3 separate regions of the Homo sapiens genome follow, and regions 2 and 3 are each linked to region 1. Evidence: chromatin contacts called from ENCODE Hi-C or POLR2A ChIA-PET data. All regions are on one chromosome and are shown on one strand. Each heading gives the region's core, a stretch centred on a gene start or an enhancer-like site at or near the end of the contact. The rest is flanking DNA. Distances are from core to core; before and after follow the strand shown.

The links. Hi-C counts contacts between places; a loop is a spot of excess contacts on that map. ChIA-PET counts read pairs that join two places held with the same protein, here RNA polymerase II (POLR2A). Pooled maps may share reads with other maps.
Region 2: a loop to region 1 is called in a pooled map, with 2.4 times the contacts of the local background. The contact joins two enhancer-like sites. A Hi-C loop is called at or near these places in 1 of 168 maps with a recorded cell type or tissue (GM12878), 5 of 37 single-sample maps with no recorded cell type and 8 of 50 pooled maps. POLR2A ChIA-PET finds 5 or more read pairs at or near these places in 6 of 52 experiments (CD8-positive, alpha-beta memory T cell, GM12878, activated B cell and 3 more).
Region 3: a loop to region 1 is called in a map with no recorded cell type, with 8 times the contacts of the local background. The contact joins two enhancer-like sites. A Hi-C loop is called at or near these places in 6 of 37 single-sample maps with no recorded cell type and 8 of 50 pooled maps. POLR2A ChIA-PET finds 5 or more read pairs at or near these places in 4 of 52 experiments (IMR-90, T-cell, WTC11 and 1 more).

What each region holds. Positions count from the first base shown.
Region 1 is chr6:16,412,249-16,415,616 of GRCh38, reverse strand. The region is part of intron 6 of ATXN1 (ataxin 1); the gene reads left to right. Among named protein-coding and RNA genes, the nearest start is that of GMPR, 180 kb to the right of the region's middle. RefSeq lists an enhancer at 1,314-1,503. Within about 2 kb of position 1,541, at least 4 of the 41 ENCODE cell types and tissues checked have a DNase peak (open chromatin) inside an H3K27ac peak, as active enhancers do.
Region 2 is chr6:16,668,468-16,672,299 of GRCh38, reverse strand. All of the region lies in intron 2 of ATXN1 (ataxin 1), which reads left to right. Among named protein-coding and RNA genes, the nearest start is that of ATXN1-AS1, 91 kb to the left of the region's middle. RefSeq lists a silencer at 1,525-1,604. Within about 2 kb of position 2,054, at least 19 of the 41 ENCODE cell types and tissues checked have a DNase peak (open chromatin) inside an H3K27ac peak, as active enhancers do.
Region 3 is chr6:16,730,155-16,733,707 of GRCh38, reverse strand. All of the region lies in intron 2 of ATXN1 (ataxin 1), which reads left to right. Among named protein-coding and RNA genes, the nearest start is that of ATXN1-AS1, 29 kb to the left of the region's middle. Within about 2 kb of position 1,972, at least 3 of the 41 ENCODE cell types and tissues checked have a DNase peak (open chromatin) inside an H3K27ac peak, as active enhancers do.

The DNA.
Region 1 (3,368 bases), core at 292-2,791:
CTACTTCTGCTCTGGTTTTATGCGAAGCCCTATTTCCCAGCTGCTTCGGGTAAACAAGGACTTCTGTGTTGAAATAATAACCACTTGGGCTGGGCGCGGTGGCTCACGCCTGTAATCCCAGCACTTTGGGAGGCCAAGGAGGGTGGAGCATCTGAGGTCAGGAGTTCGAGACCATCCTGGCCAACATGGCCAAACCCCATCTCTCCTAAAAATACAAAAAATTAGCCGGGCATGGTGGCAGGTGCCGTAGTTCCAGCTACTCGGGAGGCTGAGGCAGGAGAATCTCTTGAACCCAGGAGGCAGAGGTTGCAGTGAGCCGAGATCGCACCATTTCACTCCAGTCTGGGCGACAGAGTGAGACCCTGTCTCAAAAAAACCAAAAACAAACAAACAAAAAAACCACTTATTGTTTCACTGCCTAATATTAATTAATTGGCCAAATTTCTATTTTATTATATTCCATATATTTTAAAATAATTTCTTCTTCTGTTGTACAAACCAAGATAGAAGATAATTTGCCCAAGAACACAATTGGTAGGTATCCTAGCTAGGAAAGTGGGTGCTTCTGAAAATTATAAAAATGAAATGAGGTAATTTTCTGGGCCCTTGGTACAATGCCTGAGATGTCATATATACTCAGCTAATTATAAGTGACATTTTGTTCTAGAATCCAGTAGCTCAACTTTTAGTCCATTGTGCTGAACACAAATCTATAGATCCTTAAATTGTATACTTTTATTAATTTAATTTTAAAGAGCCAGAAAAATTGACTACATTGGAAACATTCCAGTCCACCAACATATTGAGTAGAAAGAAGGACAAAGGCCATATTCTCTTTCAGATGCTACAAATTGTGTATATTTTCAGTAAGCTGTGTCTGCTTAAGGAGGCATTACTGCATTCGGATAGATAAACTCAAATAAAAAGGCCTGAGTGAAGAGGCTCTACTGGGTTTAGCGTTTTTTTGTTGTTGTTGTTCAGTTTTGCATGTGTGTTTTTAAATCAGTTTATGGTTCATAAGCTGATGAAGCAGTGAGTACAAGTTTGAACTATGAGAAGCAGGTTTGAATAAGTCTAGACATTTGGTTATCTTCTGTCTAGCATTCATTTGTGTCGTGGGCGTCACACTCTGGGGATTAGTGTTTCATTATGCAGAAGCTGTTTTATCTTTAGCTTTCTTATAATAGCTTAAAGTGAATTCTGAGTGGAGAGAGAATGAAGGCCAGGCCTTAGTAACTGCAAGAATCATACCAAAATGGGTTGGATGGGTTTTAACAGTGACCGATAAGCATTACGACCTCACTCTCTGATAGTTCAGTTGGCTCGATGCTGTCTCATCACCTCATTTAGGGTACAATATGCTGAGGAACTGACCAAAGGTCCCTGAACAGTGAGAGATAGGGAAGAGCAGAAATCCGTTCCTGTACCAAGTGTCTAACACTTAATATAGGTGAGAGCTGGCGTGAGATTATCTGTGCTGTGGAAAAATGAGGACCTATCGATACCTCTAAGTATATAATCACTGCCGTGTCACATTTTAATTAGCTCCTTGAGGCTATAGAAAGAAGTTCGCTTCTTATCCTCCAAATTAAGCATCACTTTTACAAACAATCAATGTTCCATTTTCAAAACCCCAAGTAGAGCAATGTTTGATTTTCCTTACTTTCCAGCTTTGAGAATGTTTCATTTTTAGAAATATGTTATAGGAATGTAAAGTAACTCTTGTTTCCCCAAATAACCACCTCCTTATTATCTGTTCCCCTAAGCTGAATCCTTTCAAAGGAAATTTTGTCTTCAGGCTAAGTTTAGTGGCTGATGGAAATCAAAATTATATCAGGTGGGCCATTGCGTCAGTAAAAAAGCCCAGACCACCACCACACAGGATTTTTCTCCAGACACCCAAACATCATGTCACAAAGCTCAAAAAAGTAGTGATTAACATGCAGTGCTTTCAGGAGGCCCACATTGCCGATTCAGTCCCAGTATGGGCTCGTCAGTTTCACTTTCATTCATTCATTTATTTATTTATTCCCCCACCCATTGATTCACATTCACTCATCCATTCATTAAACATTTGCTGCACACAATATCACTGTTAGACAGACTTTCAGAAATGATTGGGTTCCTGTATTACAGACATGAGCCCACGGCACAAAGGTCAAACTAAGAGTAAGATGGATGTTTATAGCACAAGCCTATAACAAAAAGAATGGGTCCCGAGCCGCATCTTCTTCCAAATGCACAAACTATATTTGTACCTTAAAAAAAAAACAAAAACAGTGTTTCCTTTTGAGAGGCAGCATGGTATATGGGAAGAACACGGATTTAAGAACTAGACAGGCCTGGGTTTGAATTCTGCATCCATAATGTGCTAACTGTATCATTTCGAGGAAGTTCTTTTGAGTTTCAGTTTGTCTTTAAATAGAGTCATCATTTCTACTTTGTAGGGTTGTGTGAGGATTAAATATAAAATATGCAGCATAATGACTGGCACATTTAAACGAAGTGCTCAGCAAGTGCTATTTCCCTTCCCCTTTCTTCATTTCTAACATAGTTTGGGAATGGTTTAGGATGACTCTTTTTCTTCTTGTGAATAGATAGAGACCTCATCACCCTAACACTAGAAAACTATAGGACAGAGACCATACTTCTTGCTGTGGCCAGCCCTCATCCACTTTGATGATGCTTGCAGCTCCCAAGAGAGACAACAGCCCCCACGGCATGGCCAAGAGAGGAGCAAACTCTCTCCCCAAGGCAGTCACTCTGGGGATGCCATTGTTCCATTGCCAAACTCATGACCTTTGGGGAATTTGGAAATCTACTACTTTGTGGGGAGAAAAGGACAAAGAAAGTCAAGATTAAGCTTTATATGTAAAGGCCTTTTATTTTAATGGTGTTGAATTGAGTTTGGATTTTGCGTACCCTTCAAATTTCTTAGGGTGTGGGTGAGGGCATCCTAGGAGATTTAATTAGCTCCTTGAGCGGCACTGAAGTTTGCGACATTGAGGCACATTTTCTTCTATTGTCCATTGAAGTGGGGGAGCCTGGCAATGAAATTTCTGAGAAACTGACGCTGTTGCCGTGGATAGAATTGTATGGATATTTGAATTTAGTTTAGTCACTTGGTGGAGTTTTATTTTGTTGTTTGGTTTCTTTTGGAAAGAGAAAATTAGTATAGTATGAATCTGAGCAGTCTGGTTACATGCTTTAATGGGCCTCTGAGATAAAGCAGAAAAGGATGTAGTCTAGTAGTAACCCTTTAGATGATAAGGGACACGCAGGAGGCTGTCCAAGACAGTCTGTTAATCTTAATAGTCTCTCACTTGTTAAGACCTGATTTATTTCAAACTAAATTTCTTGTTTTGAGT
Region 2 (3,832 bases), core at 805-3,304, 260 kb before region 1:
TTTTTCTTTTAATGCAGTATGACACAGAAAACATTTGGAGGATGTTGAAAAGTAATTGTTTAAATTGGCAAAGACACATTTCAGTAAGGGAGTAAACAAGAGGGAAACGTGTTGGGGGGAAAGGTGTGGGGAGGAAACTCTAGACCAGAGGCCCTAGGACTTGAATATACAACTTAGTCCTGTTGAAAATTCAGATTCCTGGGCCTTAAAGTATGTTAAATAGGTCAGGGGTGGGGCCCAGGAGTTGTACTTTTAACGAGCACCCTCCTGTGATTCATTTAACATAAAAGGTCCTTGGCTCACACTTGGAGAAACACTGCTGTAGAAACTCAAATACCTATTTTAAAACAAAGGTACATTTTAATCATTTAGTTTAAAATGAAATCATTGCATAATACTGATGTTAGAGGTTAGAATAAACATGTACTTAAGTTCTTGATATTCTTGTCATTTCAGTTACATGTCAGGGAATGTGATTTGTGTTTTGACGTATTCAAATCCTTGTCATATTCAACCATATTCGTATTCAAAATATATAATGATTTTGACCCTTGATTGTTCGAATTAAGACTGTCATCTTTTCTGTGTGATTAACTCTTGTGTTGATATAAATATGCCTTTGGCTTACTAATGTTCAGTAAGAACTAATGACTCTTGGGAATGTTAATAGACTCTGTGAGTCCCTTTTTAATCATTTGTAACCAGGCTGTCATTCCATGTTTGTTTGGAAGCTTAGAGATAACATTTATGAACTTTGTGACACATAGTAGTTGCTCAATAAATGTTAACTGTAGAAACACATTGATTAGTTTCACTTCAGAAATAGACACTTAGAGTTCAAAATTCCCATCTGCCTAGCTCCTGAGGCCCACTTTCTTACCAGAATCTTTCCTGATACCCTCTCCTGCATAAAATGGTTCCTCTTTTGAGACTTTGTAGCTCTTTTGTACTTCTCTTATTCTGTTACGTTACTGCAAAAAAAAAAAAAAAGAAAGAAAAGAAAAGTGCCAATTGTGTACATGCTTTCCTCCCTGCTGGAATGTAAACTTTGTAAAGGCATGATCCATAGCAGATACTTCTTATTACAAACTACCTGGCAGAATTTCTTTCTAAAGAACCTACTCAGTAAGCCTGTTGGTGAACTGAGCAACATTTGGACAATTATGGCATCATCTTACAATTTTTCAGCTATTGGTTTTCACTTGTTTAGAAATGTAAAACTTTGCAAGGACTTTTATAAAAGCAAATTTCAGAATAGTTATTCACTAAGCTTTTTTATGCTAATGATGTCATGCTATCAAAAATTAGCTAGAGTAAATGGACTGTAATGAGGATGGTTTGTAATCTAGATTATATGTTCCACATGTAACATCGAAATGAAATATAAAATTGAGTTGTTGGCATGTGGTTGTGGTGAGCAGAAGCAGTTATTATACATTACTTGGTAAAATTCATATTCATATCTTGTCAGTTTACAGTGAGCCAGAGATTAAAAATAACATTTGTTTCTGTTTTAGTAACTGCTTAAAAATATCCAAAATCATTTTATTTTCTTTAGCCTGACTTCTAGTAGTGTTTTGAATATGTGGCCTTTCAAGCAGTAATGAAATGCATCAATGCGACTTGGCAGTGCCTCACAGGACATGCTTCTAGGATCATTTTTAATGATTAAAAGTCAAATTGAGTTCTAAAAAACTGACCCAAAATATAGATGAGCCAAGTAAAAACGGAAGGAAATCTGAATAAAATCTTGGTTCTTGGTCCTCTGCATGTATCCTCCACATCTGTTTTCTCCAGATCTCTTTTTTCTTGCTTGTTGATAGCACAGAGGAAGATCGCAGAGAGTAATGTACTGTATATGTTTCACATCCCCCTTCCTCTTTAGTGATAGTTTGGAGAGTATACTGCAGTCACCATGGTTTTCAGTTTGGAGAGTACAAGGATCAGATCTGTATTTTCTAGAGCCAGCTTTTGTGGCATTCTGGAGAGGTGATTGGAGAACCATGAGAGCAGGCAGACATCTGGGTGAGAGGGCACGAGGGGTGAGTGACGGCAGAGCCAGACTTGCTGGAGAGGCAGAAAGGGAAGGATTCAAGTAGCATAACCAGGAAATAGAATTGATAGGATTTGGTCCCTGCTGACCTGTGGAATAAGGGGGAAGGCAGAGGAGTTGATTCTAGTATTTCTAAGTTGGGCCACTTAGTGATATTGGGGTACCAGGAACAGGCTTAGTGGACCCACAGAAGTGACCAGACCCAGGAGTCTCTCTGAGCGCCCACCCTGGCTTCTCTGTGTTGGCTTACCCTTTCTTGGTTGGGGGTCATGGGGTGGTCAGCTTCAGTGGTGTGGTCTGAGGTGACAGGTGCTCAGGAGTGAGGACAGGGAGTAGACATCACCAATGTGAATGTGGAGGTAGGCAACAAGAGTTATTCTAGAACTGACAAATTTAATATATTTTGCTGACTGCTGAGTTCCATTTGGACAAATACCTAATGCATTTGGGGCTTAAAACCTAGATGACGGGTTGAAGGGTACAACAAACCACCGTGATACATGTATACTTATGTAACAAACCTGCACGTTCTGCACATTTGTCCCAGAACTTAAAGTAAAAAAAAAAAAAAAAAAAAAAGATTGTTCAGTTCAGTTCAGAGAGCAATAGGAGCAGTTTGCTATTCACCAAATAGGGACATCAATTCTTTACTGATTAATAGCAGTGATTCAGAAAACTGCCTTTTGTAGTAGAGCACACCAAGGGGGTCTGCCGGATGGAAAAAGAGAACAGTGCTTTGTGAACTATAATTGTTGCCATAAGTAAATACTTAAAATACACTAAAATGGCAACATCAGGAAACATGACTAAGGAGTCAGTGTACGCCACGCCCTTTCCCCCACCTTTGTGGTTGTTGAAAATTTCCACCAAGAGTGATGTATACAAAAAAGGGTAAGATCAGGGTGTTAGGTTTCAGAGGAAGGCAAAAACTTGTGTGATTCTATAAATGGAGCTTACAAATGGAAATGCACCATTCAAGGCAGAAAGTCTATCACAGTCATTAGGAATAAGCATTAGAGTGATTCTCCTTTCTTAACTTCTGCACAGAAGTTTGATGTGGTAAAGAAACAGTCTGCTCTTAGCCATGTTCCTTGAAAATACATGTCTTCAATTACTTGGTTTGTCTGAGAGAAAGGAGGGTTTGGAGGAGAAGGAAATGCCTCGTGAGTTTGACATACTATGGGAGGATTGTTGTTATTATTGCTTGATTTACATGCTCTCATTTTATACAAAGTGTACAGCACAATTTCTCAAAGAGTAATTATGATGCCAAGAAAATGGGGTGGATTCTGGGCTTCCTGCAGTCTGTCATCCAAATAATAATATTCATTACAAAGATCCTTACCCAGGAGGCCAAGGTGGGAGGATTGCTTGAGGCCAGGAGTTCAAGACCAGACTGGGCAACATAGACCCCTATCTCAAAATAAAATAAAGTAAATAAAATAAAATAAAATAAAAAATAAAATAAAATAATAAAAGCTCCATACCAGTTTGTGGCATTCCTACTGAAAACAGAGGTATACGAAATGCTTGAACAGGGCATGGAACTGGAGGTATGGATGTCATTAAGAATGGCTGAGAATTTTTTGCCAAGAGTTAGTATACTATCCTACTTTATTCTATTTCAGTTTGCAGTAGGACAGACCTAATTCTCTTCCCTGAGAAAGTCACAAATAAACTAGCATGGAGCTTCTCAGTGGGCACCCTTGGCTGAACTCTATAGACTCCTGTTCTCTTTAATAATATCTAAAGCTTCTGGTTCAATTACATGGCTAATAT
Region 3 (3,553 bases), core at 723-3,222, 320 kb before region 1:
ACCCAGCTAATTTTGTATTTTTAGTCAAGATGGGGTTTCTCCATGTTGGTCAAGCTGGTCTTGAACTCCCGACCTCGGCCTCCCAAAGTACCGGGATTATAGGTGTGAACCACCATGCCTGGCCTGTTTCTTTTTTTTTTCCAAGAGGTCAGTTCTCAGTCTGTTGTCCGAACTGGAGTGCAGTGGCATGATCACAGCTTTACTGCAGCCTTGAACCCTTGGGCTCAAGTGATCCTCCTACCTCAGCCTCCCGATTAGCTGGGACTGCCGCTGTGCACCACCACACCCAACTAATTTTTAAAATTTTTTTGTAGAGACAGGGTCTTGCTATGTTGCCAAAGCTTGTCTCGAACTCTTGGCCTCAAGCCATCCTCCCGCCTCGGCCTCCCAAAGTGTTGGGATTACAGACATGAGCTGCCGTGCCTGGCTGACTTGTGGTTCTTAATAGTGTGGCTCTTAAAATAGCAAACATTTTTGGGAACCAATGTGAGGGCACTTCATAACACAATCAAAAACCATTAAGTGGAATATGTTAAGATAATGTAACCTTGTTGTTGTCCCTTAATGCTTTAATGCAGGCTTTCAGCAAGTAGTAATACCTGGTATGGTGGGTGTAAAACTCAGAATGGGTCCCGGCATGGCAGGAATAAGAGAATTCTTTCATCGGTTGGAAAATATGTTTGAATAATTCACTACATTTAAAAAATAGGTAAAGAGGCTTTTGGTTTTGGTTGCAAATTGCACTCATCCATGGAAGTTTTTCAAGGGCCATACAATTCTGTAGATGGAGGTGGCAATTTAATGCAGTCTTAGCTGTTTAGGATTTAGAACTATGTTACTTTTAATTTACTTCCATGAAATTACAAAAACATGTAATGAAGCTAAAAAGATTTCAAAAGAAGCACATCTAGTCAAACATAAAAGTACTTAATAAGGGCATACATGTAGAAGTATATTAGTCTTTGCACATATTTACATATGTATGTTTTGGTTGCTTAATATTTTTCAAGTGCTGCATGCATTTGTATGTGTAAATACAGTGTGCACCCTTTATAGAACTAGTGTTGGGGGACTCTTTTATCAGCTATTATGATTTGGAGCTTTATCAAATGGAGTGATTTTTTTTTGTGTGTGTGTGAGATGGAGTCTCACTCTGTTACCCAGACTTGAGTGGAGTGGTGCCATCTCGGCTTATTGCAACCTCTGCCTCCTGAGTTCAAGCAATTCTCCTGCCTCAGCCTCCAAAGTAGCTGGAATTACAGGCACCCATTAGCACGCCTGGTTAATTTTTGTATTTTCAGTAGAGACGGGGTTTCACCATGTTGGCCAGGCTGGTCTCAAACTCCTGACCTCAAGTGATCCACCTGCCTCGGCCTCCTAAAGTGCTGGGATTACAGGCGTGAGCCACCACACCCGGCCGGAGTGATATTTTCCAATGGTCATGATTCTGGCCTGTAACACCAAGCAGTATAACGATGAGATTGAAGTGTGACCATGTGCGTCTGCCTATTTTTATGTTCTATCTCATCTTTTTGCTTGGAGAAAAATTATGTTGAAAGACTACAGTGTGCCTATAAAGCTTCAAATATGAAAAAAGAGCTACATATGACACTTTGTTGCAGTTAGTCCATTGTCTCAAAAACATGCTATAAAAATATGACAACTAGAAAAGTCTTGGCAAATGTAGCATGAGTGTTGCCGGTTTAAAAGCCGTGTTTGAGTACTCTAAAGTACTTTTCTGTGACAGCTATTACTATAGGAATTGGCACCAGCTAAGAAAATTTACAGTTTAATACTTTAGAGCAAATAATTGCTTAGGGTGCTTTAAATAGCACAGGAAATGTGTAGAGTGTTTACTTGACATTTGCTATATTGAACACTAATACTGAAACAGATTCTTTGACCACAGAGAATGCCAGTGTAGGAGGGGTGGGGGTAGGTGGGAGAAAGAGGCGGAGAAGGAAACGGCAATACAATTAGATAAAAATTAAATGACAAATGTACTTTTTCATGATACAGAGATATCATGGGGAAAAATGCCCATTTGTTTGATCAAGTAATCTTCTAGTGTGGTAGCAGAAAGCAAAGTACAGACAACTTCCTGGGATTAGGTTCCTCCTGCTAAAGGCTGTCTTCACCAGAAGGTCAAAGCCTTGCAGCCCTTGGTCGCTCTGGTTTATTTTTCAAGCTCCTGAAAGCAAGAGGAATGACCTCCGTTTTTATTAAAAAAAAAAAAAAAAAAAAAAAAAAAAAGAAAAGAAAAAAAAAGCCTCTCTCGTTATCTGTCTAATCTGCACATGCTTGTGATTTTTTTTTATGACGACTCTGATGCCCTCATTTCTCATTGCAGCTCAGTGCTTGTGATGTTTTTTTCCCCTGAATGCATCTTGCACTCCCAGAATCTTCTTTTCATTCTTCCCTGGCTCTGTTAATACGGGTCTTATCTTAGAACGGGGTCTAGTGCAGTTTAGTGTAGCTCTTACATGCAGAGCATTTTTTTTTTGCACAAACTGCTTCTCGTGGATTGTGATTCAGTTGCACTTAAAGGGAAAAATAGAGTATATTTTAGGCTACTAAACCTCCTTCCATTTGTAGGCATTTGAGCCAGTTATACAGTGTCTTTCAGGGAGTTTTACATGCATATGTTAATAACCAGTGGCACCTGTGATAGGTCCAGGAATGTGAAATTGTGCAACGTTAATGACATTTGTCCAAGCTTCTTCCTTCTATCTTGTCAATATGAGCTACTTTTAAATACACAAAGGAATTTTGAAAACACCAATCAAAAGTCAAAATTTCACCCTGCAGCATGGCCCGGCACCCAGAACACTCAGCAAGAGGAAGGTCTGTATTTATGGCTTTTCCACTGACTTGAAATTTGACCTGGAATAAATCATGTTTAACTTCTTTATGCTTCAATTAGCTTTTGAAAGATATGTGTGGTTGTGTTTAGCCAGTGGAAAGGCAATAACTGAAGTTCACAACGAAAGGAGAACTTGAAGGGAAATTTTGTTAGGAAAGAACAGTGGGCAAGAATACAATCTTCAGGCAGGGTGCTATTCCTAAAAAGTCTTGGTACACATGGTTCCTAAGGAAGGTGGGACATTTTCTTATAATATTCTTTCTGTATTTTGTAGAATTAAGAAATATATTATTGTACATAAATATTTTATATTACATTATATATGTATAAATACATTTATATATATATATATATATACATACTGTTTTACCCTTTAACTCCAGAAAGCTTTGCGTTCACACATCTTTTTCCCTAACTTCTACCTATAAAGGGATTTTTAGTGATAATCTTGAATTTAAATTGTAATCAAGCAGTAACAAACTTCATTTAATATGCAGACATCTAATTTTATAAAGGAAATTCCAAGTTATTGTTCATTTCCATTTATTAATTTATTTATTTTGGGACGGAGCCTCACTCACTCTGTTGCCCAGGCTGGGGTGCAATGGCACAATCTCACGTCACTGTAATGTCCATCTCCCGGGTTCAGGTGATTCTCCTGCCCCAGCCTCCTGAGTAGCTGTACAGGCG